Regions from separate parts of the Homo sapiens genome. Here region 2 is linked to region 1. The links are chromatin loops, found by intact Hi-C in ENCODE. Cell type or tissue: lower leg skin. All regions are shown on one strand. Links, peaks and the distances in the headings refer to the core of each region. The heading gives the core; the rest is flanking DNA.

Region 1 (15,010 bases), core at 6,578-9,077:
CACCCCACAGGGCAGGAAGGTGCAAAGCCCATTTTAGAGATGAGGCAACTGAGTTCCAGGGAGGATACGTCACCTGACCAAGCTCTGTGAAGCAGAAAGTCTCCCTGAGGAGGGAGCTGAGGCTGGGAGGTCCAGGAGCTCACCCAAGGCCAGCCAGCAAGGAAGGAGGGAGCTGGGACCCTAACACTCCATGCTTCTGACCTCAGAGCTGCAGTTTTGAATCCAGGCCCAACCCCCACCTCATCCAGTAGAGGCTGAGCCTCCTCCAGCCCTGATTCCACCCTGATCCCCTTGGTCAGGGCTGGCTGTTGGGAAAGGTTGAGCTTACAGGGAGTCTTTCGTAATTACAAATCAGATGACATCACCCTTGGCGAAGGGTCTTAGGTGTTATTGAGGGGACTCCAGCCTTGTCTGCTGAGGCAGCCTCATGACCACACACCAGCACCTGGCTAACTGCAGCCCAGGGTAACCCAGAGCCCCCGGGAGGATGCTGGTTCTCACGGGGAGCTGGAGCTGCATGGTCTCTTCAGGCCTCACTACTGCCCCTGTGGGGTGCACAGTGGGCTCCACTTTACTCCGCAGAGGCTCTCAGAGGTGAAGAGAGGCCCAAGCTCACTCAGCTGGGGAAGAGCAGAGTCATGGTAGGGCTGCCTGGGCCCAGAGCCCCAAGCCAGCCCCTCTGAGCTCTCATCCGGGGCAAGGCAGCAAGGTGGACACACATGTCTGCAGCCATGCCTGCTGCTCCCAGCTCTCCAGTACCCAGATGGCTCAGCAGCGATTGTTTCATTACTTAAGTCATATCCAGTAATTATTGCTCCTTTGGCTGGACTTTGAGAAATGATCTTAGCCACTGAGGTGGAAGGTGAATGAGGAATTGCTGGAGAAGAAGGAAAAGGGATCATCTTGATGTAAGTCGAGCTGGCTCAGGATGCAGAGAAAGACCTGAGGTCAGAGAGGTCGGCCAGGGGTCCAGGGCAGCGGGCTTCCAGCCCAGAGACTCCATCACTGACTCCTGTATGACTGGGGCAGGCCCATGACCCTCCCTGAGTCTTGACTCTCTCTAAGACACTCCATACCCCCAGCCTCATCAGCCCTTCTCCCACAATATTGGCCATCACAAGACCTAGAGCAGACCCAGCCGTTCATGACTGGATGTGTGGCCTCCCAGGTCCCAGCCTGTAGAGTCTCTGTGGAGGCTGCAGGGTTGGCTCCAGGCTATGAGGTGGGAGATTTGGGCTGAGGTCCCTGGACAGGCAGATGCGGAGCTTAGAAGACAGAACGGGGCCTGAACAAGATAGGAGCCAACAGCTATTGAACTTGGGCTTGCAGGGCTGAGGTGGGGGACACAAAACCGACCTGAGTCTTAATATGCAAATGAGTTCCATAACTGGACTCCTGTTGACTTGGGGAGCTGTGCAAAGCCACGCCCTTGGAGAGGCTTCCTGCTTTCTGATGGAGTCACTCCCTGCACTTCCAGCCACATCTTCCCTTGATGATCCTACCAAAGGCCACTCCTCTCTGCTTCCCAAAGGTGTCCTGGGCCCCACTTCCTGGCTGTTCTTCCTGCTGCCTCCTCCATTTGGAATGCCCTTCCCTCCATCTGGAATGCCCGTAGGACGACCTACAACCCATGTCCCCACACTGCTGTCTGTTGAAACACCACGTATATGGAAAGTCCTGCTCACAACAGACCTTTCCCTGACCCCTGCCCAGGTCCCGCAGCCACATGTCGCCTCTGCCTCCTATGCTCCAACCACACAGAGGACAGAGATAAAATTCTCCTGGGGTAGCACACAGGGCTGGCTGCAGACATGCACGCCCACAAACCGGGCCCTGCCACAGCAGGCTCGCGGTCAGAGCCAAGATAAAGGCCCCTCTGCCTTGGAAGCTGTGATTCTATGAATTTTGAAGTGGAACGCATAGTGCTTGTCAAACCCCAAGCAGGCCCGTGTAGGGAGCTGAAGGCTCTATGTGGTTGGAGGCAGTGAGGGGGTCTCTGCAGGAGTGGAAAGAGTGTGGAGGTGAAGCCAGGCGGACAGGGTTTGCACCTGGCCTCACACTGCCTGGCTGCGTGGCCTGGGGCCAGTCTCCTCCCATCTCTGAGTCTGTCTCCTCATCTGTGGGATGAGGGTGGTGATGCCCACTGACCCGACGGTTGCCTGACCCTCACTAAGGTGCTCAATCAGTGTGAAACTGATCGTCCCCGAGGACCGTTGCTTATGTGTTACTTGGGTGCCCACGATATTTCTGGCATGCGGTCATGTGTGAACCTACCCCAGCCCTTTTGAAGCCACACAGAACAGGACAACCCGGTTGCCACTGGGGCCTCAGGAGGCTCCGTCTCAACATGGTAGACAATGGGAAGAAACAGTCCAGCAGCCAAAAATAACCTGGAGAGGAATTTCTGCTTTTATTTCCCTCTTTCAAGGAAAATTAAGGGTTTATAGCCCTTAATATCTGGCTTATAGCCCCTGTAGCATTTCCTGAAGTCCCCACTTCTCAGAAGGGAAAGCTGCAGAGCCCTTCACGAAGCCACATCTGCAAACTATTCCCTGATGAGGAGCTTGCTGGCTCTTTCCTCTGCCTCCTCCCCTCTTCGCCAGCTTCTCCTGCTCCCTCCCCAATCTTCTTCATTATACAGATTAGTTTATCTTTCCAGATCCTCTCCACTCTCGCCTCTCCTGATTCCGCAGTCCCCACGACTTTGGAGCCATCTCACAAAGATAATGTTCCCCTTTGAGGGCAGGAGAAGGGAAGAAGCGAGGTGGGCTGAGATAAAATTCTCCTGGGGTAGCACACAGGGCTGGCTGCAGACATGCACGCCCACAAACCGGGCCCTGCCACAGCAGGCTCGCGGTCAGAGCCAAGATAAAGGCCCCTCTGCCTTGGATGCTGTGATTCTATGAATTTTGAAGTGGAACTTTTGGTGCTTGTCAAACCCCAAGCAGGCCCAGGTGGGGAGCTGAAGCCTCTGTGTGGTTGGAGGCAGTGAGGGAGTCTGGGACCTAGAGAGACTGGCCAAGGAGGAGGGGCCTCCCCTTCCCCACCTAGGCCCCTTCACCAGGGCACACTGCAAGGCACCCATGTCTGTGCCAAGGTCTGTGCTGGACACTAGAGGTCTGAGTGAAGTGACTAGGACCTTGCCCCACTCACCCAGCCCCTGCCAGCTTCTGCCTCCACTCCTGCACGTGGCATGGGCTCCTGCAGTTCCGCTGAGCTCTGGAGGTGCCCTGGTCTGGGAGACAGAGATGGGGTGCACAAGCAGAAGCGGTGCTTGGAGACAGAGCTACAGTTCCATTCAAAGCAAAACAATGCCACTGCACTGTGATGACTGGTATGAGTCACTGTGATGCCTCCGAGCTGAGCCTCAGTGTTGTCACCTGACACTGACTGTGAGGAGTAAATGAGACAGTGCAGAAAGAGGACAGAACCCCATGAACCCAGCTGTGAGGCTCTGTCACCTTCTCCAGCCACGCCTCCCTAAGGAGCCCTGCTCTTCTGTGCACATCAGCGAACACCAGCACCACGGCTGGTCCCTCAGGGCAGGGCATGGAGGCCTCGCCTGCCTCTCCTCACAGGTCTTGGCTCACTGGTAGTAATGTAAGGAGCCACAAAGAACAGGGTGACCAAGTCATCCTCGTGGCCTGGGACTTCTCTGGTTTCAGCGCTGGAAGTGCCTCATACCAAGAATGCACTCGGTCCCTGCCAACTGGAAATGGTTGGTTACTTTACTAAGGGACAGAGTTGACCAGAGTAGGGTCTGGGCTCAAGCAGATGGGGAATTCAGGGAGCATTCAGAATTGAGGCCTCCCTCAGACTCCTCCACCGTCCAGGTGAGAGGGCACAGGTGGGAGTTTACCTGATTACCACACGGGGCCAAGGCAGGGCTGACAGACCCAGCCAGGTCTGCACGCTTCTCTGAGTATCCCAGCTTGAAACAGTGAAAGGAGCAGGTACTTACAGACAGAGCCACAACTCAATTCAAAGCAAAGCAATTCCACCACATTGTAATGACTCCATGGTTTACACACTCACTCGGTAGATTTCATGCTGCAAATGAATTCTTTTTAAAAAGCTGTATCTTTTCAGGAGTTCACGACTTTTCTCAATTTATCTCCCTTAACAGATCTTCCACAAGAATGAACAAGAGATGCTCTCATTTAAAAGAAAAGAAACAGAAAAGGTTATCAGCTAGTAGAGAGGAAATTCTGCTCTTAACATAATGTAGCTTAAAAGAAAATGCTGCATTTTGTCAAAGAGTCAGCGATGAGCCTCTTATCACATATTTGCTCATAAAGGCAGAAAGGAAGAATGCTAGCATGCCAGTGTCCCATCGTTAACGGGTGGAGGAGAAGAGCAGGCGGAGGAGGAGAACGATTTCTATGGGATTCTCAAAGTAAATGGGCAATTTTCATGCACATGGAGAATCTACTTCTGCAGACTGAGTTCAGGCCAGACCTGCTCTGTCAAAGCCCGACAGAGAGACCCGAGATGGTGAGGGCGGGAGAGGGACAGCGGAGGACCGTGCTATGGCTTGAGTGTGTTTCCCAAAGTTCCTTGTGTTGGAAACGTAATCCCTCATGCAACAGTGTGGAGATGTGTGATCTTTCAGTGATTAATGGATGAATGTGAAATGAATTCATGTCATTATGGTGGGAGTGGGTCTACTATAAAAACAAAGTAAGCCCCTTCTTACCCTCTCTCACGCACTCTCTCACCATGTGATGCCCTATGCCACATTATGACACAGCAAAAAGGCCCTCACCTAGTGCAGCCCCTCAGTCTTGGACTCCCCAGCCTCCAGAACCATGAACCGAATAAACCTCTATTGTGGATAAATTACTCAGCCTACAATGTTCTGTTTCAGCCACAGAAAATGGCTGAAACATTTGGGATTCTGGAAGGGACAGGCAGAGCGAATGAGAGCTGTGGAAATGATAACCCCTCCATGGGTCCAGACTTCACTGTCTAAAAGGTCACTCTAGACCCCCAGCTCAGGGTGATGCCTGCTGCCTTTGATCAGGTGAGTCTTCTGTGCCGGTGTTAGACACTTCACAAAGAATAACCAAGAGTTGGAGGGCAATGCATCATTTCATGAAAGAGGAAATTGAGGCTAAGGGAGGGGGAGGAACCTGCCCGGGGTCACACATCCAGCAGGCAGTGAAGCGGGACACCAATCCCAGATGTGGGACTGTGGAGCCCACAGTCCTGACCCCTGGGGTGTCCTGACTGGGGACTGGGGAGGGAGCCCGTCTATCAGGCGCTGGGCTGAGCATGTTACCTGGTAAAGGTTATCTCACTCCCTACTGCAGTCCTGGGAGGGGGCATTCTTATCCCCACCCCTGGCTCAGAGCAGTGAGGTCACTGGCCGCCCAGGGCCATGGAATCCTGTGCTTGGAGGAGGGTCCAATTCCCTCCACTCACGCGACACCCAGGGGCTCTTCCCTGCAGAGTGGCCCCTGGGACACAGCATTTCCCGAGCACCCTGCCCCTCTCTCCTTCCTGTGCCTGCCAGCACTCAGGCTCCCACCCACCCCTCACCCTGGTGCTGCTGTCCAGCCCCCTCCTGGGCTTGCTCTGCTTCCAGGCCCCTTGCTGGGCTCACCCACCATTACTGCAGCATCTCTGCCTGGTCTGAGAGGAGTCCCTGCTGCTGGGCTGATGGGAGAGAGGCTGGTTCACTCCTTCCAGGCAGTGTGAGCTTTAACAGGTGCTCCCAGAGACAGCGCACTCCACTGCAGTGGCCACACACAGCTTAAGAGTTGGACCTGGGGTACCATGTTGTCCAGAGGCATGATGCCCTGGTCAGGGGACAGAGGTGATGGGAGAGAAAGAGTTATTTATTCTTTGTGGGCTGCCTGGGGTTGTGTCCAGCTTAGGCCTTGACTTACTGTGTGATCTTGGACAGTAACTCCCCCAGCCCCTCTTCCCTTGCTGCCCCAGACCTCTCTGACTATAAGGTTATATGGTGGGTTAACTCAAGGGCCATTCCTAGCCTCAATTCTCTGGGAGCACCTGAGCCCTGGATGAGGGGTTCCACTACATTTCTGTAATCCAGGACGGCCTGGGCCGCTGGAAGTTCAGGGAGCTCACAAGAGAGCCCGAGAGAGGCCTGAGGTCCAGGCTACCATGCTTTGGAGCTGCCAATCCCCCCTCCTTCCCACTAGAGACCTCCTGTCATTGACTGTGACTCAGCTCTGCCCTCTCCCTCCTTCCCACTAGAGCCCTCCTGTCATTGACTGTGACTCAGATCTGCCCTCTCCACTCCATCCTCAACCCCAAGAGTCTTCACACCAATCTGCACCCCAGCTCCAAGCACAAGGCATTACAAGAAGGTCCAGTGGTTCCTACTTTAGACTACACAACAAAAGAAATGAAAACCCAGCCCACCGAGGCTTGGCCCCTGTGGGGATTTCCTTCCCCTGCTCCATCAGCCAGACAAGGCACCTGCATCGTGGGTCCTTCATTCCATGTGAATGGAAACCCCGGTCCCTGGCAGAAGTATTCATGCTTTGGTTGCATTTAAATTGCTGTTCTCTGGGCCATTTTCATCCCCTTCTTTTCCAGCCTCCAGCCTCTCATTTCTGGGGCTCCCAGCCCTCCCTCTCTAATGCACCCTTTTGTGTTGCTGCAAATTGCCTTCAGTTCCATCAAAGCAGACTGCCAGCTTTCCATAAAGTCCAAATTTCCTGGCCCTGAAGGAGAGGCTGGCTCTCCACCTTCTTTCCTTCCCTCCCAGCCAGGCACCAAGCCCTCATTGTCTCAGCCACAAAGGAGGAAGAAAGAGCACCTGGGACGTGACAGGAAGGTCTCCCCTGTGGCCATAAGAGCAACTCTCCATGAAGTGCATGAACCAGCCCAGTGGGCCCACCTTCCACGCGCACCCAGGAAGAAGAATTCACATGATCATCATGAAATAACATGGGTCATAACTCATGATCATGGAGCCCTTCCTGTGGGCCGGATGCCGAGCTGGGTTCTTTCAGGCACTCTCTTAGTCCTCACCAGAACTCTGTAAAGTGGGTGCTATGACTATCCTTACTCTACAGACATTGAGGCTTAGAGAAGTAATAAGCTCCCCCCAGTGGTCGGGTGTGGTGGCTCACGCCTGTAATCTCAACACTTTGGGAGGCCGAGGTGGGCGGATCACGAGGTCAGGAGATTGAGACCATCCTGGCTAACACTGTGAAACCCCGTCTCTACTAAAAATACAAAAAATTAGCCGGGCATGGTGGTGGGCGCCTGTAGTCCCAGCTACTCGGGAGGCTGAGGCAGGAGAATGGCGTGAACCCGGGAGGCGGAGCTTGCAGTGAGCCGAGATTGTGCCACTGCACTCCAGCCTGAGCGACAGAGCAAGACTCTGTCTCAAAAAAAAAAAAAAAAGCTCCCCCCAGTTCACACAGCTAGTAAGCAGCAGAGCATGTCAGAGCCCTGCATATGCTGATGAGCGAGCCCTGTGTATATCTAGGTGTCCCCACACCAACAAGCCCTGCCCATGGGCATTGAGAATGCACTCCTGTTTCACTGATGACACAAATTCCCATGTGCAGTGATGCATGTGCCCTCGTGGACACAGGTAATCCCGGTGCCCAGGTATCCCTGATGCAGCCTGGCCAGATGGCCTTTGGATTTAATGATGGATCCCAAAACACCCTCCACTTATGCCCCACTCCAGGCCCAGGGGGCTGCTTGGTAAAATGATCATGAATGAGTGAATGAGTGCTGCGTGATCATGAATGAATGATCTGAGTGCTCCCTCCCCACATCCTGGTGGCAGCCATGGGCACTAGAAGGACCCACAGATCTCCGCTCCTTCCTCCCCTTAAACTCATTTGCCCATTTATAAGCCTCTCACACCCACTGCCTAGGCGGGGAAGCCAGCCTTCCTCAGCGACAGAGACAGTAAACCGAGGCTGTCCTGGCTGAATCAGCTCCAACGTGGGCTATCAGGCATGTGAATTATGGGCTCCCAGCACTTCATCACCCTGAGTCACTGTCTTATCTTTATTCATTCTGGCAAATTAAATTAGCACTGCCTTTCTAATCTTTTCTCCAGAGCCACAATAGTGGCAAAGAGAGAACTGGGGAGGGGGATCTTGGCAGTTATTCTGGAAAGAACACCTTGCCAATCCAAGGGGGGTGGGGGGCAAGTCACCTTGTCTGGTGCAATGTCTGATGTACTTTTGATCTCGGCTCCCTGCCTCCAAGAGGCCCACTGCCTTGTAAAATGCCAGGCAGGCAGACCTCCTGGGGATGAGGTTTGGGGCCTTCCCCAGGATGAGACAAATTTCTTTTCTTCATTTCCTTTCACCACTGAAGAGGAGTCAGCAACTCTCCTCCAACTCAGCTGACCCGGCTGCAGGAATACGATCCCATTTCATAGAGATGGATGTGGAGGCTTAGAGGTGTCAGGACAGGAGACTCACCAGAGGCAGGAGCAAGTAAGGGTCATGTGGACCCAGGACTGTCGCCCCCCCATGTGGGGGTCCCTAGTGCAGAGGCTGCATCTTGTCCCTGGTGGGCACCCTGGGGGTGCTTGAGAGGCTTTGGGTTGTGCCCACCTCCGGCCGCTCATGGCTCAGCGATTAGCTGCCTAAGTGGCTCTGGGCGTAGGCTTGATGATCAAATGCTGGGCAGGTCTCTCTCCTTCCATCAGTGCATCTGGTTCAAAGCTAAGAAAAGAGAAGTAACCTGTGCTAGGTGCAGATGGATCCCCCTCCGCCTCTGTGTCACTAAGGGCACGCGGGTGGAATGCAGAGTGCGTCTTGGCGGCTGGACTTGGGAGAATTAACTTCTCCACTCAGGGCTTACATTTCAGGCTGCTGTGAGCAGAGGCAGTTGGTGATGAAGCGGAGCGGGAGGTGGGGAGGGGAAGGTGCGAGCTCCCAGCCCTGATGCTCCAGCGTCTATGGCTTCTCTGCTTCCTCTCCCCATCGCAATTTGTGTGTATATTAATCTCTCCCTATCTTTTTTCTGTCTTGCTATCTGTGTCTTTTTTCCCTCTCTGCTCTACACTCCATTTTTCCCCACCGTCTGTCTGAATTGTATCTGTCTCCCTCCATCTCTGTCAGGGTTTGCGTCGGGGCTCTGCGTGGTGTGTGTGTGTGTGTGTGTGTGTGTGTGTGTGTGTGTTTCTCACTCCCTGGGTGGGTGCCTCCATCACACTCATTTTTAGAGCCTTTCCCAAAGGTTCTCTTTCTCGTCCATGTGTGTTCGTGTGCACACACGTGTATGTGTTTTGTGTTTTTTTTAATGTATTTTGCTGCCTCTGTTATCCTCTTGGTGTCTTGTTCTCCTTGGTTTTGTTCCCCCCTCTCTGTGTGACTCTCTCCTCTCTCCACTCTTCTCTCTCTGCAGCTGGCCTCTCTTACCCCATCCCTCTTGTGTTTGCTCCCTCTCTCCATGGTGGGCTGGCTTTTCTCTCTCCCCAGCCTCATATTTACTGCTGATATAAACAGGGAAGCCTGGGAACCTCTGATTGGATGGCCAGTTCCAAAGGAGAGTTGGTCATGGTTTGGGGCAGGCAGGGAGGGGGATCTTGGCAGTTATTCTGGAAAGAACACCTTGCCAACCCAAGGGGGGCGGGGGGTGAGTCACCTTGTCTGGTGCAATGGGAAAAAAAATCAAAGCACAAGTCCTGTACTTTCCACTTCTTGTGGGACCTTGGCCAAGTCACCAAACCTCTCTGAACAATTAATAAGATGGGGCCATTGTAAAAATGAGATGAGATGATAGGTGTAAAACAGGAAGCCTAGTGTACAGTGTGGGGTGCAAGAAATCAAGGGGTGAGTTGAGACTCAGAGGCAGCCCTGGCATTATCAAAGGTCTATGGGCTCCAGGTAGGGAGTGGGGGGAAGCTCCCCTGTCTGTCGAAGGAGAGGTGAACTCAGTGCTCCCCAGTCAGGAGTACCTGCTGATGCTGTGTGTCCTTGGGCAGGCTGCCTAACCTCTCTGAGCCTTTGTTTCTCATACAGAGAAACCTCTGAACCTCAGTTTCCCCATGTACACCTTGGGTCATGATGCTTGCCTCACGGGGCTGCTGTGAGCAGTGGATGAGATCGTGGTCTGCCATATCGGGAGCTGGGCCAGTAGCGGGTCCTGTCTGTGTTTCCAGCAGCTACCCGGCTGTGCCTGGCCCTGTCCTGCTGAGCTTCGGGCAGGTCTCTTCCTGCCTCCTGGCTCACGGAGAAGCCCCTGCTCCCCTCTCTGATGCTGAACACCCTGCCTGTTCACAGATATGCCTTGGTTTCCAGAATGACCCCTGTGGTTTGGAGGGTGGCTTAGGTTCTTGTGGTATGCAGCATAAGGTGTCATTCCTCCCATAAGTGTCTATTGGCGTGAGTTAAATGCAATGGGTTACAGGAGAAGAGAGGGCTTTATTTTAGAAAACAGGCACCTGGGGATAAAAACAAAAATGATTCTGAGGAAGGGGACGCATGCACCAGGCTCCTTCCATCCCCTACCTCAGGGCGGGGTTTCCAGTTTCCAGGGGAGAAGTGTGCAGGCCCGAAGCATTGCCATATTCAGGAGGCTCTGTGTGAGGCTCAGGACTCAGGCAGTGCTGCTTAGGGGGCCAGGTATAACCCAGGGTCAAGAGGTGGGACATTCTCCCCAGAGCAGGCCACGGATCCAGCATAGCCTGGGCCTTCTAGGGTTTTAGGATGAGCACAGTGCAGAAATTCCATGCCCAGCCCTCAGCAGAGGTGCAGGATCCAGGACACCAGCACCGGTGGCAGAGGCAGGAGGCCCTACTGATGGCCTGTTGGGGTGGGCAGTCCACAAAGAGGGCAGAGAGGATGGCTGAGGATGACACCTGAGCATGTGGGTGCCCACTATGTGTGCTTGGAGTAACTAGGGAGGTGGAGCAAGAGATGAGGATCTGCAGCATCTGGGTGGGCAGAGGTCTCTCCCCTGTTGCCAATGTGGTCCCTTTATTTTTTGCAGGCTGGGAAGGAGGATAATCTGTGCTGCCCAGAGCAGCAGGCTCTGAGGGATGCTGCGTTCTAAAAGATGCTGACAGGTGCTTCCCAAAAAAGGATTCCATGCTGAAATCTGCTTGGGTGACTGTATTAGATTTTCATCTTTCTTTTTGACTTGTTCTCTGTAACAAGCTGAATGTCTCGGGGCTTTTAGAAGCAAATGCTTCTCTTTCTGTCTCATGAGTCCATGGCCCATGGCCTAGGGTGGGGGGCTCTGCTTCAGGCTTCCGTGGGTTCTGGGGCTGCTCCTTAGGCCTGTTCTGAGCCAGCGGCTCCATGTTCTTCTCATGATCTCTCCCAGCCAAAATGTAAAGGGGGCACATGGGGAAGCAGGGGAAGCCTCCTCAGGCCCCAGCGGACAACTGGGAGCTGTTGCTTGTGTCCCATGGGTCAGCAAGAGACACGTCACAGCACCCAACATCAGAGGGACAGGGAAATGCGTTTTGCTCCACCCGGTGCTCTGCAAGGTCACATGACAGGGGGAGTGGGGAAGGAGCTGGGAGTAAAATCCCACCTGCCACCTTAACATCGCAGGCTGAGCCCCCTCTTGCAGATTCACCAGGCACCCAGGCCCCAGTGTCACCAGCGAGGGCCCCCAAGTCCTCCAAACTCCTTACCTTTAACAGCATTTAAACCAGCCTGAGCCCCTGCCCTGTGTGCTGTGGGGTGGCCGGAGGTCTCCCTAGAGTCTGCAGTTCCCTGGGGCTTCAGATTGTCGGATTCTCCTCCCTGTGGTTTCTTGATGCTGCTCAATTTTATCCCCCTGTTTCCTTGGGCTGCTGTCTCTCCACACTAAGCTCAGGGCCTGAGCTTGCAGATCCAGGCCTTTCCTCTGTCTGGCTGAACAAAGGGCCATCTATTTTGAGTTTCTACCCTTTAGTATTATAAAACACTGTTGAAAGTGGATGATTATGATTATGACTTGTTATTTTTTCCCCATACATGATAAAATTCTTTCCCTATCTGGCTGGTAAGCTAAAGAGAACACTCTAAAGATTTCTCTCCTGCCGGCTCCTCCTGCTGGAGCTGGCCCCAGGCACTGTGGAGAGTTCTCTTTCATCCCGCTGCACATGTTAGCACCTGAAAGGTGGACTTGGACAAAGCCACAGATCTTTCTTTGAATGTCTATTCCCTGCCCTCTGACCTTGGATGTGCAGGAAGAGGCATCTAGGATTTAGGGTTGTTGTGAGGCTTAAATGAGGGAAATTGTGTCAAGGCCCCTGGGCATTGGTAGGAATGCAGTCAGTGTTAGTTCCCCTCTTCTTTAGAGAATATCCTCACCTTAGGATGACCCTATAATTACTGTCCAAACCAGGACATCTGAGAGTGCAAGGCGACACTGCTGTTAACTACACTGAGGCTACAGGCAGAAACTGGGACTGTCTCAGGCCAAGTGGGACTTACGGTTGCCCTGTCTCGTCCAGACCTCAGCACAGACTCCAGCTCCTCCATTCACCCGCTCCCATCTCCGCACTGATGGCCCATGGTGACTGCATGGGGATTCCCCACAGGCTGCCTGCTGACCTTGGGACTTGATCATCAGTGGTGCCTTATACCTCTCCAGGGTAGAGTCTGCGATCAGGGCTTACATGCGGGCATGCTGTACTAACTCCAGCCTTGTGCTTCTCTGCTGGGAGCTGGTCCTTAGGTCATCTTCCTTGGCCCTTTACGACAGTTCAACTGAGGCCCCTGGGAGAGGTCCCTATCTGCAGAGCCTCCAGCCCCATACAGTAGCTGCCTACTCCAGGCCTCTCTGCAGAGCGGGCACCAGACTTCCCTGGACCAGCTGGGGTGAGGGTGGGCAGTGTAGGGACTGGAAAGAGCTGGATAGACCTGGGTGAGATCCTGCTCTGCCACTGTGTGACTTTGGGCAGATGGCCCCACCTCTCTGGGCCTCGGTTCCCTCATCTGTACAGTGGTGGATCTAGTTGCGCCTCCCTCTCAGGATTGTCATGAGAACCTAATGGGTCCCTGGAAATCACCCAGTCTCATTTCTGTCTCCACAAGGTCAACAGTACCAGTTCCTGAAACACACACACACACACACACACACACACACACACACACACACACACACTGCATGCAATCATATGTGCACATACAGCCACACTCACCCCTAGAATGTTTTTGCTTTTCTTGCTTCTCTCTGATTCACAAATTTCCCCTTCCTTCAGGGGTGCCCCTCAGAACCTCCTCCTCCAGGCAGCATCCCCAGGATTCGCTAGAGCATCAGCTCCTCGGAGCACCCCACCTCTCCCCCTGCTACACTCTGCAGGTCTCTAATGGACCTTCATGACCCGTGGGTCACCTTGTCCCACCATTGACTGACAGGTCTTTTGCCCTCTGGACTGTGGTCCCCTTCATGGAGAGACCTTATCCTGCCCTTACACAGGGGCCAGCCAGGGCAGAGGCAGAAAGAGATTCACAGGATGAATTAAATGGGACTCCTGGGAGGGAACAAAGGAGTGAGGACGACTCCAGATGTCTCTCCTCCTTCCAAATCCATGGGCTGCATCACACATTCAGATTGCATCGCCAAGGGCCACTCTTCAATTGTCTCCCCCAACACAGAGGATGCCTATTGCTCTGTCCGTCCAGGCAGTCCATCAGTTCTGGGAAAAGCCTCTTGTTTGAGGCAATGCCAACCCCTCTCCTGACCCCCCAAACTCCATCTATGTGATCCTAGCGGTAGCTGCCATTCACCTTCCAGGACAGGGTCATGAGAGACCTTCCCTGGGAGCTTCCACATCAGAACCCAGGGTGGGCAGCTCCCACCTCTCTGATGTGACTCCAGGAAGGAGGACCCTGAGGTATGACCCATGGCTCATGACCTGTGGCTCTCAGCTTGAGCTGTGGAAGATGCCATTTGTGGTAGAGGAGGAGGCAGTGGACACTAAGGAGGCAATTTGTTTCTGAAGGAGGAAGCAAGCAAACTTGAGGGAGGGAGGAAGGGATGGAGGGAAGGAGGGGGAGAGAAAGAGAGAGAGAGAGAGAGAGAGACAGAGAGAGAGACAGAGAGAGAGAGAGAGACCCAGTGTTCCAGCCTGATATGGCTTGGCTACGTCCCCACCCAAATCTCACCTTGAATTGTAATAATCCCCACATGTCAAGGGCAGGGCCAGGTGGAGATAATTCAATCATGTGATGGTTTCCCCAATACTGTTCTTGTGGTAGTGATTAAGTCTCATGAGATCTGGTGGTTTTATAAATGGGAGTTCCCCTGCACAAGCCCTTTTGCCTGCCACCATGTAAGACACGCCTTTCTCCTCCTTTGTCTTCCCCCATGATTGTGAGGCCTCCCCAGCCATGTGGAACTGTGAGTCCATTAAACCTCTTTTTCTTTGTAAATTACTCAGTCTCAGGTATGTCTTTATCAGCAGTGTGAGGACAGACTAATACACAGCCCTTCCCAGGATTGGTTATAAGAGACAATGCATTTCTTACCTGGCTTACATCATGTTTCTGTCACTTGCAGTCTAAAAGTCCTGGCTATCACACTGTGTGTGCACAATTCTTGGGTAAATTATAAGCTCTGTGAAGGCAGTGAGTGACCAGGCGCTGCTTGGCGTGGGAGGGCAAACAGGCAGTCTGTGGTCAGAAGACTCAGATTTCTCTCCTGACTCTGCCCATCCTCAGCCATGTGTCTTGGGCAGGTGATCATCAAAGCAATTCAGGGTTGAAAGAAGCCTCAGGGAACCTCAGATTGAACCAACTCACTGGTGGCTACTCCAAGATCAGACTGCAAAAGAGCAACACATTTTCAGTAAAACTCACTTTTCCTAACCATAAAATGAGGCCATGATTTCTAAGGGCCTCATTGATTAAATATATATATAAAATAATAGACCCCTACAATGTGCCAGTACTGCACTTGGCCATGGGACCTGACAATGAGCTGGACTTGATCCCTGCCCTCCACTCTGTGTGGAAGGAGAGACATCTGTTTTCTCTTGACCTTTAAGCCTCAGTCCATGAGCAAAGATTGGTCTAGAAGGGCCTTTTGTTGGTGGATTCTGGCTGTTACAGCAGGA
Region 2 (15,010 bases), core at 4,387-6,886, 1.0 Mb after region 1:
TACACCAATAACAGACAAACAGAGAGCCAAAGCATGAGTGAACTCCCATTCACGATTGCTTCAAAGAGAACAAAATATCTAGGAATCCAACATGCAAGGGATGTGAAAGACCTCTTCAAGGAGAACTACAAACCACTGCTCAGTGAATTAAAAGAGAACACAAACAAATGGAAGAACATTCCATGCTCGTGGACAGGAAGAATCAATATCATGAAAATGACCATACTGCCCAAGGTAATTTATAGATTCAATGCCATCCCCATCAAGCTACCAATGACTTTCTTCACAGAATTGGAAAAAACTACTTTAAAGTTCATATGGAACCAAAAAAGAGCCCGCATTGCCAAGTCAATCCTAAGCGAAAAGAACATACCTGACTTCACGCTACCTGACTTCAAACTATACTACAAGGCTACAGTAACCAAAACAGCATGGTACTGGTACCAAAACAGAGATATAGACCAATGGAACAGAACAGAGCCCTCAGAAATAATACCACACATCTACAACTATCTGATCTTTGACAAACCTGACAAAAACAAGAAATGGGGAAAGGATTCCCTATTTAATAAACAGTGCTGGGAAAACTGGCTAGCCATATGTAGAAAGCTGAAAGTGGATCCCTTCCTTACACCTTATACAAAAATTAATTCAAGATGGATTAAAGACTTAAATGTTAGATCTAAAACCATAAAAACCCTAGAAGAAAGCCTAGGCAATACCATTCAGGACATAGGCATGGGCAAGGACTTCATGTCTAAAACACCAAAAGCAATGGCAACAAAAGCCAAAATTGACAAATGGGATCTAATTAAACTAAAGAGCTTCTGCACAGCTAAAGAAACTACCATCAGAGTGAACAGGCAACCTACAGAATGGGAGAAAATTTTTGCAATCTACTCATCTGACAAAGGGCTAATATCCAGAATCTACAAAGAACTCAAACAAATTTACAAGAAAAAAACAAACAACCCCATCAAAAATTGGGCAAAGGATATGAACAGACACTTCTCAAAAGAAGACATTTATGCAGCCAACAGACACATGAAAAAATGTTCATCATCACTGGCCATCAGAGAAATGCAAGTCAAAACCACAATGAGGTATCATCTCACACCAGTTAGAATGGCGATCATTAAAAAGTCAGGAAACAACAGGTGCTGGAGAGGATGTGGAGAAATAGGAACACTTTTACACTGTTGGTGGGACTGTAAACTAGTTCAACCATTGTGGAAGACAGTGTGGTGATTCCTCAGGGATCTAGAACTAGAAATATCATTTGACCCAGCCATCCCATTACTGGGTATATACCCAAAGGATTATAAATCATGCTGCTATAAAGACACATGCACATGTATGTTTACTGCAGCACTATCACAATAGCAAAGACTTGGAACCAACCCAAATGTCCAACAATGATAGACTGGATTAAGAAAATGTGGCACATATACACCATGGAATACTATGCAGCCATGAAAAAGGATGAGTTCATGTCTCTTGTAGGGACATAGATGAAGCTGGAAACCATCATTCTCAGCAAACTATCACAAGGACAAAAAATCAAACACTGCATGTTCTCACTCATAGGTGGGAATTGAACAATGAGAACACTTGGACACAGGAAGGGGAACATCACACACCAGGGCCTGTTGTGGGGTGGGGGGAGGGGGGAGGGATAGCATTAGGAGATATACCTGATGTTAAATGACAAGTTAGTGGGTGCAGCACACCAACATGGCACATATATACATATGTAACAAACCTGCACATTGTGCACATGTAGCCTAGAACTGAAAGTATAATAAATATATATATAAAAGAAGCAGCCAGGCCACATCTTGAATGTTTTATGGCTTGGAAATTTCTTCCACCAGATACCCTAAATAACCACTCTCAAGTTCAAAGTTCCACAGATCCCTAGAGCAGGGGCACAATACAGCCAAGCTCGTTGCTAAAGCATAGCAAAAGTGACCTTTACTCCAGTTCCCAGTAATTTCATCATCTCCATCTGAGACCTCTTAAGCCTGGACTTTGTTGTCCATATCACTATCAGCATTTTGGTCACAACAATTTAACAAGTCTCTAGGAAGTTCCACATTTTCCCTCATCTTTCTATCTTCTTCTGAGCCCTCTAAATTCTTAGAACCTCTGTCTGTTACCCAGTTCCAAAGCCGCTTCCACATTTTCAGGTATCCTTATAGCAATATCCCACTCCTGGTACCAATTCTCACAAAAAATTATATAAAGAAATACCTGAGACTTGGTAATTTATAAGGAAAAGTTAATTAACTTTTTAATTCAATTAAACTTCTTTTCTTTATAAATTACCCAGTTTGCAGGCTGTACAGGAAGTCTGGCAGCATCAGCTTCTGGGGAGGCTTCAGGAAACTTACAATCATGGTGGAAGGCAAAGGGGAAGCTGGTACATCTTGCATGGCTGGAGCAAAAGGAAGAGAGAGGAGGGAGGTGATACATACTTTTAAACAACCAGATCTCATGATAACTCACTCCCTCACTATCACAAGAACGGCACCTAAGGGATGGTGCTAGCCTATTCATGAAAACTTTGACCCCATGATCCAATCACCTCCCACCAGGCCCCACCTCCAACACAGGCGATTACAATTTGACATGAGATTTGGTGAGGACACAGATCCAAACCACATCAGACTGTATCTCCAAGCCAGGGGTTGACAAACTAATCTAACCCACGGTTTATTTTTGCATGGCTCATGAGCTAAGAATGGTTTTTTATCATTTTAAAGTTTAGTTAAAAATTATAAATACCATCGTTGCTAGTCTATATCCCAGCACCAGTCTTAGTACCAATTCTATGTCAGTTGGGATCTAGTCAGAAGGCAGGATCACACAGTAATTTTATCAGGAAAAGCCTGATATAAAGAATTATTGCCTAGAGCTGGGAGCAGTGGCTCAAGCTTGTAATCCCAGCTACTCGGGAAGCTGAGGTGGGAGAATTGCCTAGCCCAGGAGTTCAAAGCTGCAGTGAGCCATGATTGCACCACTACACTCCAGCCTTGGCAACAGAATGTGACGCCCCTCTAAAAAAAAAAGAGAGAGAAGAATGATTGCCTAATGATGGCATTAATTACTAAGGAGTAAAGAGAATGCTAGGCAGACATAGCCAATATGTGGAGTTGAGGCAGAGTACTCAAGGGATAAACAAATTTGAAAGAACTCCCACTCCCGTGCTATGATTCAGACCTCACTGGAGAGGGTGTGGCTGTAGCCACTGAATGGTAAGGAAGTTTCTGAGATTCCACAAGCTGAGGTTGGCAAGCAGGAAACCCACTGTGGTGCCAAACAGGCTTGCCAGCAATCTGCTCTCTGGGGTGCTACCGTACCTTGTGGGGAAATCCACCTCCTCTGCAAGATGGAAATAACAATAGTACCCACAGGGTGGTTGTGAGGGCTGTATGATTCTATGTATGTGAAAGACTAAGAACACGTGATGTTTTTCTAAGTGTATTAAAGTGTAGTTAAGCCGTTGATGAATGTTAGCTATGCTATCACTATTATTATTATTATTACTAGAATAATAATCATCATCATTATCACGAACATCACCATTATTACTGCCATCTCCATGGAAAGAAAAGAGAACTTTCGAGAAGTTGTCTGCCTAGTGCCACTCCCGGGACCCAGCACGCTGGAACCCAGGCCCCAGCCTATCTGGTGTCAGAGACCATGCTCTTTCCACTCATACCAAGCAAGAAGCCTCTACTTCGGTCTCTGTATTCAGTAAATAGGGAAGCTGAGGTTCTGAGACTATAAGGGACGCACCTGGAGCCACACAGTGGGAGAATTCGTTCCAGGCCACCCCCACAGCCTTCTCTGGAAGGAAGCTTGAAGGCAACAGTAATCCTGGTCACCTGTGCGAATGTGAACCCCCTTGACTAATGTCACCAGCAGCTCCTGTCCTTTACTTTCTATCTCCTTGTCCCCCACCTCGTCTCATGTTGATTTAACCTGCAGTTTTATGGTCAATCATCTCATAGTAAATCCATTTTAATCTCCCATCGGGTCACCCAAGCTGTCTTTTTATTAGGAAATAAATAATGCAGCACTTTATGCCACACTGAGGGTTAGCCCTGGGAGCCTGGCAGTGGGAGGAGAGGCTGCACAAGCCTGGAGGAGCCTCGAGACCCCAGAGACAGAGAGAGGTACAAGAATAATTACAAGACGACAGGCGTGTGGGCATGGTTTGTGCAAGACATGAAAGCTGTAATAAAATCGGCTTTGTCTCCAAAGCTCTAGGTGAGATTTTAAATGAAAGGTATCAGCTCGGGGATGCTGGCTGTGCTTAGAGATAAGAGCTCTTAACCTAAGACCCTGCCTGTTGCTTACCTGCCAAGCCACCTGAGCCAGCCTGGCCCTCTCTCAGCCTCAGCATCCCCATCTGACTGACAGGAGTCATTCACCTACCCTGATAATGAGGTCCAGGTCACAAGCTCCACCCAGAGAACCCTGGGTTGATGGCTTCTAAGTAGCCCCAGAGGTCAGCCCTGCCTCTCTCAGAGACCCCTAGGTTAAGGAGCCCTGGGGGTCAGCCCTGCCCCTCTCAGTTTCATCTCTCCTGACTCTCTAAGGAGAAAGGGCACTAGACAGGGAGTCAGGAAACCTGGGGCCTCAGCCTAGCCTGGACAATGATTTGCTGTATAACCTTGGGCAAGGATCTTCCACTCTTGGGGCCTCATCTGTAAAATGGGGGACATGCTGGACACTAATGTTCTTTTCAATGTTCCAGTTTCTGGGGCCTGCCCAGGTTGACTCACTCAGTGGAGGGAAGGTGTGGGGGCTGAAGGGAGCCTCTCTGGCCAGCTGCCCCGCTGCTGCCCGTCTGTGTCCCTCCACCTCATTTCCTTATCCCTGGGGGTCCCATCTGGCCCTGTCTTCATGCCTGCTCCCCAGTTGCCAATGGAAGCATTTCAGTGCATCTCAGTTGGATGCAGAGAACTGAGTCTCTGCCTCCAGATGGCGATGTCCTCTCCTGCTCCAAGCCCTAAACTTAGATGCATTAAACATGAAAATCAGAAGCTCTAGCTACTTCCCCAAGCTGTCATCCTGCAAACTGTGCCTGGAAACGTGGTGCCAAATAAGAACAATAACAACAACACTGCGACTCACTGAACGCTGACTATCGAGGCACCGGGCACTGCCTTCAGGATTCACACGAATTCATCCATTTACTGCTCACAACAAGCCTACCAGAAAGCAATGATTATCCCCATTTTACAGAGGCAGAAACTGAGGCACAAAGAAGGTCAGAGGACTAATAATAGCCAAGCATGGACAGGACTAGACACTCTGACTCTTGAATCCTGATCATGACCCATAAGACCGGCCTTATTAGCTCCAATTTCCTGGACTTTGTCCCAGAAGACCCCAGAGGCAAGCTCAAAGGGATGCTGGCTCCATAGGAGGGCAAGGACTGGCCCCCATCAGCCCCTTCCCTGAGGGCCCCAGAGCCTCCCAGGGATACTTTCCCTACAGAGAGTGAAGCACACTCAGCCCGGCCTCCAGGAGTCCCCAGTACTGCCCAGAAAGGAGAGGCGGGGGTTGGGCTCACCCCCGGGTGTGCAGGCAGAACTGCATTGGGTGGGGCTGGACCCAGGGCAGCCTGAAGACCCCATGACCCTGAGAAGAAAGTCACGGAGCCTGAATGCTCTTAGTGAAGGGAGCACCGGGGCTTTCTGGGTAAGAAAAAGTTCTGGAGTCTGGTCACCCTTCTGGAGGCTGGAGACAGCTCTGGCTGAGCCCAAGGAAGTCATATATCAACACCTCATCTTGCCCCTCAGAGAGTCACCCCAGTACTGGCCACCACCACATTCAGGAAGTGACCACTGGCAAGGACCAGCTTCCTTATTTGTGCCTGGCTGGTCCCCTAGGACCTTCCCAACATACTTCACAGATTATTATTGTCTTAAAGACCAAAAAAAAAAAAACCAGAGCTGATTTCAGAGCTGTCATGGGACAGTGGGGAAGAGGAAGGGCTAGAGGTCAGGGCAGAGGTCTGGGTGACTTAGTAATGGAATGAACTTGTGGCCTCCAGCAATTCACTTCCCACCTTGGCCTTGGTTTTCTTGGTTGTAAATGGGAGCAATGACCTGACCTTACCGGGCTCAGAGAATTCAATGTGATCACGTTGATGGAGCTTTGACTTTGACACTTAAAACTGTGCGATCACCTCTTTGCTTTTGATGGAACATCTTTTCGTGACCTGGGAGGGAGGGAGGCACCAGCCAGTGAGAAGGAACAAGAAAACACTTAAAGTAAAACATGCAGCATGCCTTAGCTTTGAAAATCCAAACCTTCCTCGCAGGTTCAGGTCCAGGCCAGGACGCTCCCGCTGAGTTCTGGCTCTGCCCCTGCTCCCCACACTCAGGGGCTCCTGCTCTGCTTCTGTGTCTGGGCCAGAGCAAAATAGACACCTGGAGCCCGGCCAGCCCCTGGGTTTCTGCCCAGAGAAGGGCCGGGCACCCAGGCAGTGGGAAGGTGCTAGGAGAGGGGCCAGAAGCCACTGGGGAAGAGTGTGTGTGGTGTGTGTGTGTGTGTGTGTGTGTGTGTGTGTGTGTTAGAGAGAGAGAGAGAGAAAGAAAGGGAGAGAGAGAATGGGTAGGTACAGAAAGAGAGCAACAGAGAAACACACACAAGAGATTGGCCTGGCCTGTCCACCCTTCCGCCTGTCCTTGTCCTCTCCCACTTCCATGTGGCCTTGGGTGACCTCAGAACCTTGGTTTCCTTGGCTGGGAAACAGCATGATGCCCATCTCACAGGGAAGGTGGGAGGCTAGAGATGAGGGGTGTCAAGGGTCTGCTTGGTGCCCAGCCTAAGAGGGCAATTTAGCCTTCCTGCCTCTGTCCACCTGCAAACTTCCCTGACCCTCATCCACCAGCAGAGCTGAGGCCTGTGGTGGGCTCCAAACCAGCCTGCCTCAATCCCCTCCTGGCCCCACTGCCTTTTCGCTGGGGCCCTGGGCTGTGGCTTGGCCCCTGTGACCCGGTGGCTCCTCTGTACCTGGGGTGACCACAGCCCTGTCCCACGCTCGGTGAGTCCCCGCACAGGGGTGCTCAATACAGGGTTCCCACGGGTCCCCATGCTCAGGGATGGGGGGTGGCACCAGCCATGAGGCTATGCCCAGAGGTTCCCAAGGGAGCATCCAGAGGAACCAGGTCCACCGGGCACCTGTGTCACCTCGTCCAGGAAACCAGGACTGCTGTCAGGTGTTTACTGCTTGGTAAACATTTTGATGTTTCATTCATGAAACCTGCCTTTTCTGAGGTCTCCTGCAGTACAGACTGGAGTGAAGAATTTAATGAGAGCTGGGCCTGTGGTCCCTGAACAGCTCCAAGCACATGGCTCCCAGGAGGCCGTGTCTGCACTCAGAGCAGGAGTCCCCATCCCCATCCCACAGGTCACAGAGCAGGAGGGATGTGCTGCACAGGGAGGTGAAGTGGAGTCATCTCAATATATACAAACACACACAGTCGATGGATGGGGATAACAGTTCAGGCTTTTCTTTTTGCTTTTTTTTTTTTTTTTTTTTTGAGATGGAGTCTGGCTCTGTCGTCCAGGCTGGAGTGCAGTGGTGCAATCTCAGCTCACTGCAACCTCTGTCTCCCAGGTTCAAGCGATTCTCCTGTCTCAGCCTCCTGAGTAGCTGGGACTACAGATGCACACCACCACGCCCAGACAATTTTTAGTAGAAATGGGGTTTCACCATATTGGCCAGGCTGGTCTCGAACTCCTGACCTCGATGATCCACCTTCCTCATCCTCCCAAAGTGCCGGGATTATAGGCGTGAGCAACAGCGCCCAGCCTCAGTTCAGGCTTTTCGAAGAACATAGTAGGTGCACAACAAAGATTAAGGAAGGAAGGGAGGAAGGGAGGAAGGGAGAAGGAGGGGAGGAGGGGAGGGAGGGAGGAAGGGAGGAAGGAAGTGGGGAGGGGGGAGGGAGAAGAAAAAAGGGACATTCCATCACAGATATGTCTTGGTTTCCAGAATGACCCTGTGGATTGTGGGGGTGGCTGCTGTTAGCTCTACTTCTAGATGTGGAAGCAAAGGCTCAGAGAGATTAAGTGACCTGCCCAAGGACACACAGCATCAACAGGTACTCCTGACTGCTGGGGAGCGCTGAGTCTGCCTCTCCTTTGACAGACAGTGGAGCTCACACTCAGGGAAGGGAAGTGATGAGCCCAAAGGCACGAGCCAGTGTGATGCCAGAGTTGCCAGGACCTGCACCCAGCACTTCTATGACCCAGGACAGGCTCAGCTCCTGCACCCAAGCTGCCTCTTTCCTCTAGGCTACTCTGTACCCCCTTCCTCCTTCTCCTCCCACCCCAAAGCCTGCAACAGCCTCTGTCCCAGCCCTACCCTGTCCACAGTCTTGGGAGACCAGATGTCTGGCACTTTCCAGGCAAATGGAGATATGAGGTGCCTCCAGCCCTTTATAGACCCCAATAAGATGTTCTCCTTCTATGTCCTGTCCCCATCAAAGGCCAGGGGAACAAGGACACTCAACAAATGTTCCACATCATCCCAGAAGTGGGCCACACAACCCCCTGATGCCAGGACTCCAGACTGACAAGTGCAGTACTGAAATACCTCTTAGGCCACTGACACCAGACCTCACTGCCAGGCCTCTGCTTACATACCTCCTGTGATGGAGAGCTTACTCCCTGCAAGTCACCCACCATATTGAGAGAGCCCTGTTAGAAAGCCTTTCCTTAGCCTTCAGCTGAAATCTGCCTCTGTGACATTTATTCTGTCCTAAATACAATTCCCGGGGCTACACAGGATCACTTTGTCCTTTCTCCCTTTGCCCTAAGGCAGCTCTTTAAGTATTTGAAAGAATGATGCTTGTCACTTACTCATTCATGAAACGTTTACTTGAAGGCAACATCGCAGTTTTTTTCATTCCTCCATCCATTCACCCACCCATCCATTCATTCATTCATTCATTCATTCATTCATTCATTCATTCATCTGACTGAGTGCCAGGCCCTGGGCTGCCTTCTGTGCATACAGCTGTCAACAAGCCACAGTCTCCACCTGCAAAATGCCCCCAGCAGGGTGGGGGAGACCACGAATAAACCCACAATCGCACAAAATATTTAAGTGCTATGATGGGGGGTGCAAATAGTTGGGGGAGCCCGGAGAAGGCCACAGGGGTAGGGAGGCATGAAGGGCAGAGGAAGCAAGGAATGTCTTAGGGTCTGAAGTTGGAGAGAGACTCCTCCACATCCTGGGAACTGAAAACGGGAGGGAGCAGCCTGAAGCTGGGCAGGGGGATGGGGTGGAAGGATGGGTGAAATCAGACTATGCAGGGCCCTGGAGGCCATCCTTCCCACATGACCCTGCAGCTCTGTACCCCACCTGGATCTCCTCTGCATCCTGGACAGCCCAGGAGGCCAGGGCCCTACATGACCTTGGTGTTCAGAGGTAGATGTGAGACCCAAGGGACCTCAGAGCCAGGAGCAAAGTAGAGAAAAGCCTGCAAGGGACTCGGGAGTCTAGGCCAGAGCTGGGGGGCCAGGCCAAGGCAGGAGGACAAAGGGACCTATGTTGAGCCCTGTAGGAGTTCCAGGTCCTGTGCCAGGTTCCCCCATGTGCAGCATCCAATCTGGTCCTCACTACAGTCCTACAGGACACAGCTCATTAATCCACCTGACAGGTGAGCTGAGGGATGCTCCCTCACATTTCATCTCCTGTCATTCCCACAGCAATCCTGTAGGGAGGAGGTCATTCGTTCTCTTCGGGGCTTGGAGACTTTTCCTAGCTCACACAGGACTCCAACCCAAGCTTAGCCTATGTTCAGGACTCCACTGGAGTGGTGGTCAGGGAGGCTGGACTGTAGTGACTGGATAGTCTAGTTCAAGGAAAGGCCCTTGCCTTGGGCTCAGGCTCTGGGGCTGCTCAGCTCTGCCCAGGGCTCGCTTCCTAAAGACCAGGATCACTGGGGCTAAGGGCTCAGGTCTGGGTCAAACAGACCCAGGTTTAAGTCCTGCCACAGTACTCACTGGCTGCTCCCCCACCAGGCCATGGACTCCAGGGATCAGAGGGACAGTAGCTGGGGGCCTAGAGGGGTGGATAGGAGGGTGGACTCTGCTGTCAGATGCAGAGTCCAAGTCTTGGTTCCGACACTGAGCAGCCATGCCCTAGGAATGCCACGTAAGCTCTTGAGCCTCAGTGTCCACATCTGTAAAATGGGGTGATAACAGCCCCTGTCATCAGCTGCTTGTGAGGGGTCAGTAACCATGGGGTGGGTGTAGCAGAGCATTCAGCACTGTAAGTGCCCCACCAATGGCAGACCAGATACTTATCTCCACCTCTTGGTTCCCGGGCAGCCCTGAGAATGTCGTCAGTGGAAGGAGCCCTTGGGTGATGAATGAATCCCTCCCTGCCATATGATCCTCCCTGAGCCTTTGATTCCTTATCTATAAGACAGGGCTGGTGACATCCATGTCACAGAGCTGCGCTGAGGATAAAGCTGAGACCCTGAAAGCCCCACCCCAGTGACTAGCAGCAGACAGGGCCCGGGGATACGGTCCCCTACTTTCCCACCGAGCTTGCCCCTGTCACCACTGCGACGGGCTTCCTTTCCCTGAGTCTCCGTGGGGAGCCTGGGATGCTTCTCCTCTATGCAAGGTTGGAAGGCATTTGGTGCACTGGACGGCTGGTAATCCCATGAGCAGGCATTTGTCACGTGCAGGTGATGAGCAAAGCCATTTACACCGCTATTATCCCACTGAGTCTCCCCACAGCCCCAACAAGGCAGGGACATGATGCCACCACTTTGCAGGTGAGCAGGTCAGAGGTGCACAGTGACTAGCCCGAGGCCCCACGGGTGGCAAACAGTGAGTCCCAATTGGAACCCAGCCACCAGCCCCATCGACAACCCACTCTCTCAGCCACCCACCCTCCCTGCAGAAATAACAGTGATGAATGACCAGAGGTGACAGTCCCAGAAGGAAGGCTGAGAGAACTGAGTCCTCTGCTTCCTCTCCAGGAGACCCAGTTCCTCAGCAGGAAGGAGGCTCCACATCTGGCTGCTGCCCCCTGATTGACTGTCCAGGACAGATCTGCCCAGGACACCATCTCCCACTGTTTGATCTTTTGAGCTGAGCAAGCCCCAGGACAGAAGGTGAGCTTGGCGTTTGCTAAGATTCCTGCAAGACGGGGGTCAGGGAGAGGCCAGCCAGGTTGGAGGAGGGGCGGGGTAGGGAGTCAGCATGAGAGGTGGAGGATGCTTATCCAGTCCCCTCCTGCACTGGCTGCCCCTTGCTCTTGGCAACTCAACGTCCCTGTTCTTCTCCCCCCTCACACTGTTACATCTGCACTCAAGAACAGATCTGCTTGCACTGTGAATATGGACGGAGAGGAGATGATCACTGTTTGGGGGCCACAGAGGGTTCCCTCTCCTGATGCGAAGGAACTGGTAGAAACAAAGGGTACAAGCTTTGGGCTATATTTTGGGATCGAGTCACCTAACCTTTCTGGGATCAGTTTTCTCATCTATAAAATGGGGTAATAGATCATGCCTTGGAAGGAAGTGTGATAATAACACATGTAGAATTCTCATTGCTGGGCAAGCCTACAGCAAGACCCAGTAAGTCCCAGCTGCTACTGTTATTGTTAAAATAATAACCATCTGGTCCAAGCTCCCTAATTGTACAGAGAAGGAAACTGAGGCCCAGAGACAGCAGGCCTCAAAACTGTGAGCAGGGGAGCCTGAAGGAGATCCCAGGTCTCCTGAGCCTGCAACCCCAATCTTGGTGGGTCTCAGCCCCACTGGGATCTTCCAGGAGTCCTCAGAGAAGCCTGATAATTCCCACTTTCAAGAGGTCATTTTCTATAAGAGGAAACACTCATAGTCTCTGGTATCCGATCCAGAGTCTGCCAGTCCCCTAAAGGGGTTCCTGTAATGGGTAGGGGTCTGGGAGACAGCCTGGAGACCCAGAGCCCAGCAGTGGCTTTGCAGAGACCTAGATACCCATTTAGCACATGCTGCCTGCTGGGAACGATGCCAGACAGTAAGCCTGGCAATACTGTGCTCAGATCCAGCCCTGCTGCTGACATGCTGTGGGCCTGGGCAAGTTCTTTACCTCTCTGAGCCTCAGTTTTCTCATCTGTGAAATGGAAATACAATATCTACTGTATGGAGGGCTATGAGGAATAAACATAATAATTTATATGGGGTGCCTGGCACACAGTAGGAGCTCTAGTGCTCTTCCCCTCAGCCCTGACTAGCCTGATGACCTGGATGACCCCTGAGGGATGATCCTCTGAGGGAACTGGCCTCAAGGCTTCCACCCTCCTCCCTGGCACAGCAGCTCAGGGTCCAGCAGGCCACATTTTCTCTGTGCATCCTTACAGATCAACAATGGCTTGCTCTGAGGGCCAGGCCAGGCGGCAGTGGGTGGGGGTGGGTGCAATAGTCATTCAGAGGAGACGGGGGGGTGGGTAAGAGTCACCAGGAAGAAAGAGACTCTACCCCTCGCTGATCGAAGATGGTGGTGAGGAGGTGGATGGTAATATTATGGTGAGGAAGATTATATCAGGTAGCTACTGTGTGTCAGTCATTTAAGTACGTTTCACACGTTAATGCATTTACTCTTCCCAACAACTCTAAAAAGTTGGTATCAATATCATCCCCATTTTGTAGGTGAGAAAACTGAGGCACAGAGAGCTTCAGCAACCTGCCCAAGGTCACACAGTTGGTAAGTGACAATGTTAGAATTCAGATCGATGGGTCCAGAGTCTACATTTCTAGCCACAGAACTATGACAGTGAAGTAATGGACACAAATGACGACAGCAGCCAACCGTTATCAACTGTTGACAGAGTGCCTGGCTGTTTAAGCACTTCACATTACCTCATTTAATTTTCACTGCGTTCCTATGAAGAAGGCAATACTTCCCCCCATTTTACAGATGGGAAACTGAGACTCAGAGAGTGAAGTGATACGATCTCGCTCTGTCCCCACCCTAATCTCATCTTGAATTGTAGTTCCCATAATCCCCATGTGTCGTGGGAGGGACCCGCTGGGAGGTAATTGAATCATGGGGGCTGTTACCCTGATGCTGTTCTCAGGATAGTGAGTGAGTTCTCACAAGATCTGATGGTTTTATAAGGAGCTTTTCCCCTTTGCTCGGCACTTCTCCTTCCTGCCGCCATGTGAAAAAGACGTGTTTGCTACCCCTTCTGCCAGGATCGTAAGTTTCCTGAGGCCTCCTCAGCCCTGTGGAACTGTGAGTCAATTAAACCTCTTTCCTTTATAAATTACCCAATCTCAGGCAGTTCTTTATAGTACCATGAGAATGCTCTAATACGTGGAGTAACCGGCCCAAAGGCTCAGTGATGGAACTGGGATTTGGACATAGCTCTGTCCAAAGCCTGTGCTTTTAGTGTCTTTAGAAGGCACAGGATGGAGTCAGGAGCCCTTCTCTGTCTGCTCCTCAGTCACTGTGTGACCTTGGGCAAGCTGCTCACCCTCTCTGATCCCTGCCAGCCCTCAGAGTCCATTCCACTCCTTCCAATTGCCATGCCTTCTCCCTTTGTAGATGCCTTCTGGAGCCTCCTCCCTCCTGTACACCCACCTATAGCCCACATGCCCCTTGAACCCACCCATCCAAACCAACTCCCCAGACACTCCCCCCAACCCCTAGCCCAGGAAACCACGCACCCAAAGTCACCACTTGTGGGTCCTCAAGTCTTCTGAGGTGTCCAGCCGCCCCTCTGGTAATCAGAGCAGACATCATGATATCATCTCAGGTCTACCTTTTTCTCTCTTGTTCTCCCCACCTTCAGTCCTATAGGAACAATTACTGAGCCAATTCTTTCCTCTAACAGAACAGAGATCAGAAGCATAGGCTCTGGAGAAGAGCAGACTTAGTCTTGGGAATCTCAACTCTACCACTCACTGTGTGATCTTGGACAAGTTTCTTTACCTCTCTGAGCCTTAACAATATGCCTGCAAATTGTGGATAACAATAGTACCTACCTTACAGAGTGGCCGTAAGACTTAAATATGATCATGTATAAAGTGCCTGAGTGGTAGAAATTCTCAGTCAATGATAGCTGTTAGTATTATTATTCTCTGCCACTCCTCCACACTTCAGCAGCCCCCACTCTAGTTCAGGCTTCCATCTCGTCTCTGTCCTTGCTTAATGAAATGACCTCCTGCTCCTCCCCAGACCCCCTGCTGAGATATTTCCCTCCCCATTCTTATCCTTCTTGCACACTTCTAGCCACTGACCCCAACCTTTCTCAGCTCCAAGACTTTCTTCCCCAGCATCTGCCAGGGTCTCTCACTAAAAGGACTTAGCGTGGAATTCAAGGGTCTTCCCCTTTCCTCCATCAACCACAACCTGCCCTTGCAGCCATGGCTCCCGTAACTTCCTTTCCAAAGGGTGACCAGTGCTCCAGACAATCCAAGCTCCCCCATGGCCCCAGGATCCTTGGCGGAGGTTTACCTCTGTCAACCCTTTGCTCAGACTGTTTCCTAGGCTGAGAATATCCTTGCACTTATCTCCACATCTCCATGTCCCAGCTAAACTTGCAGACCTAGCTTGAGTGCCTGCTCCTACAGGAAGTCTGCTCTGATTTCCCACCTTACTTTTGGCCCTGCTGCATTCTCACTGGGTAAGAGTTCTCCCTCTGTTTCCTCGTCCTGACTTCCAGAACAGTTCTCTGGACTTTCTTTGTCTATAGCACTTACCATAGTCTATTCAAATGTTCGGTGTACATACATAGTATATCCTCTGCTTTGAAAGTATGGTAAGTTAAAGATGGAATTCTTTGCTATTCCTTCAGTCAAGAAGTGGGCACTAGGTCCCTTCCCGCTGCATGTGAGGTGGCCTGTGACTGCTTTGACCAACTGAGTATGGTAGAGGTGACATTATTCCAGGTCTGAGTCTAGACTTCAAGGGGTCTGGCAGCTTCTGCCTTGGTGTTGTTAACTTAAAAATTACACTGGACTTAAAAATCACA

The links. Peaks named below come from ENCODE experiments on the same cell type or tissue, not always from the same donor. Only the 100,000 strongest peaks of a DNase experiment are listed, where the experiment ranks them.
Region 2: it touches region 1 in a loop (35-fold over the local background); 14 of 110 quality-filtered maps call a loop at or near these places.

Annotation. Positions count from the first base shown.
Region 1 is chr1:30,400,937-30,415,946 of GRCh38, reverse strand. No RefSeq gene overlaps it. Among named protein-coding and RNA genes, the nearest start is that of MATN1-AS1, 310 kb to the left of the region's middle. RefSeq lists enhancers at 2,662-3,161, 3,162-3,663. In lower leg skin, for the core only: no CTCF peak of the experiment used is centred there; a DNase peak (open chromatin) is centred at 7,556.
Region 2 is chr1:29,386,855-29,401,864 of GRCh38, reverse strand. No RefSeq gene overlaps it. Among named protein-coding and RNA genes, the nearest start is that of LINC01756, 44 kb to the right of the region's middle. RefSeq lists a silencer at 7,202-7,402. In lower leg skin, for the core only: no CTCF peak of the experiment used is centred there; a DNase peak (open chromatin) is centred at 5,594.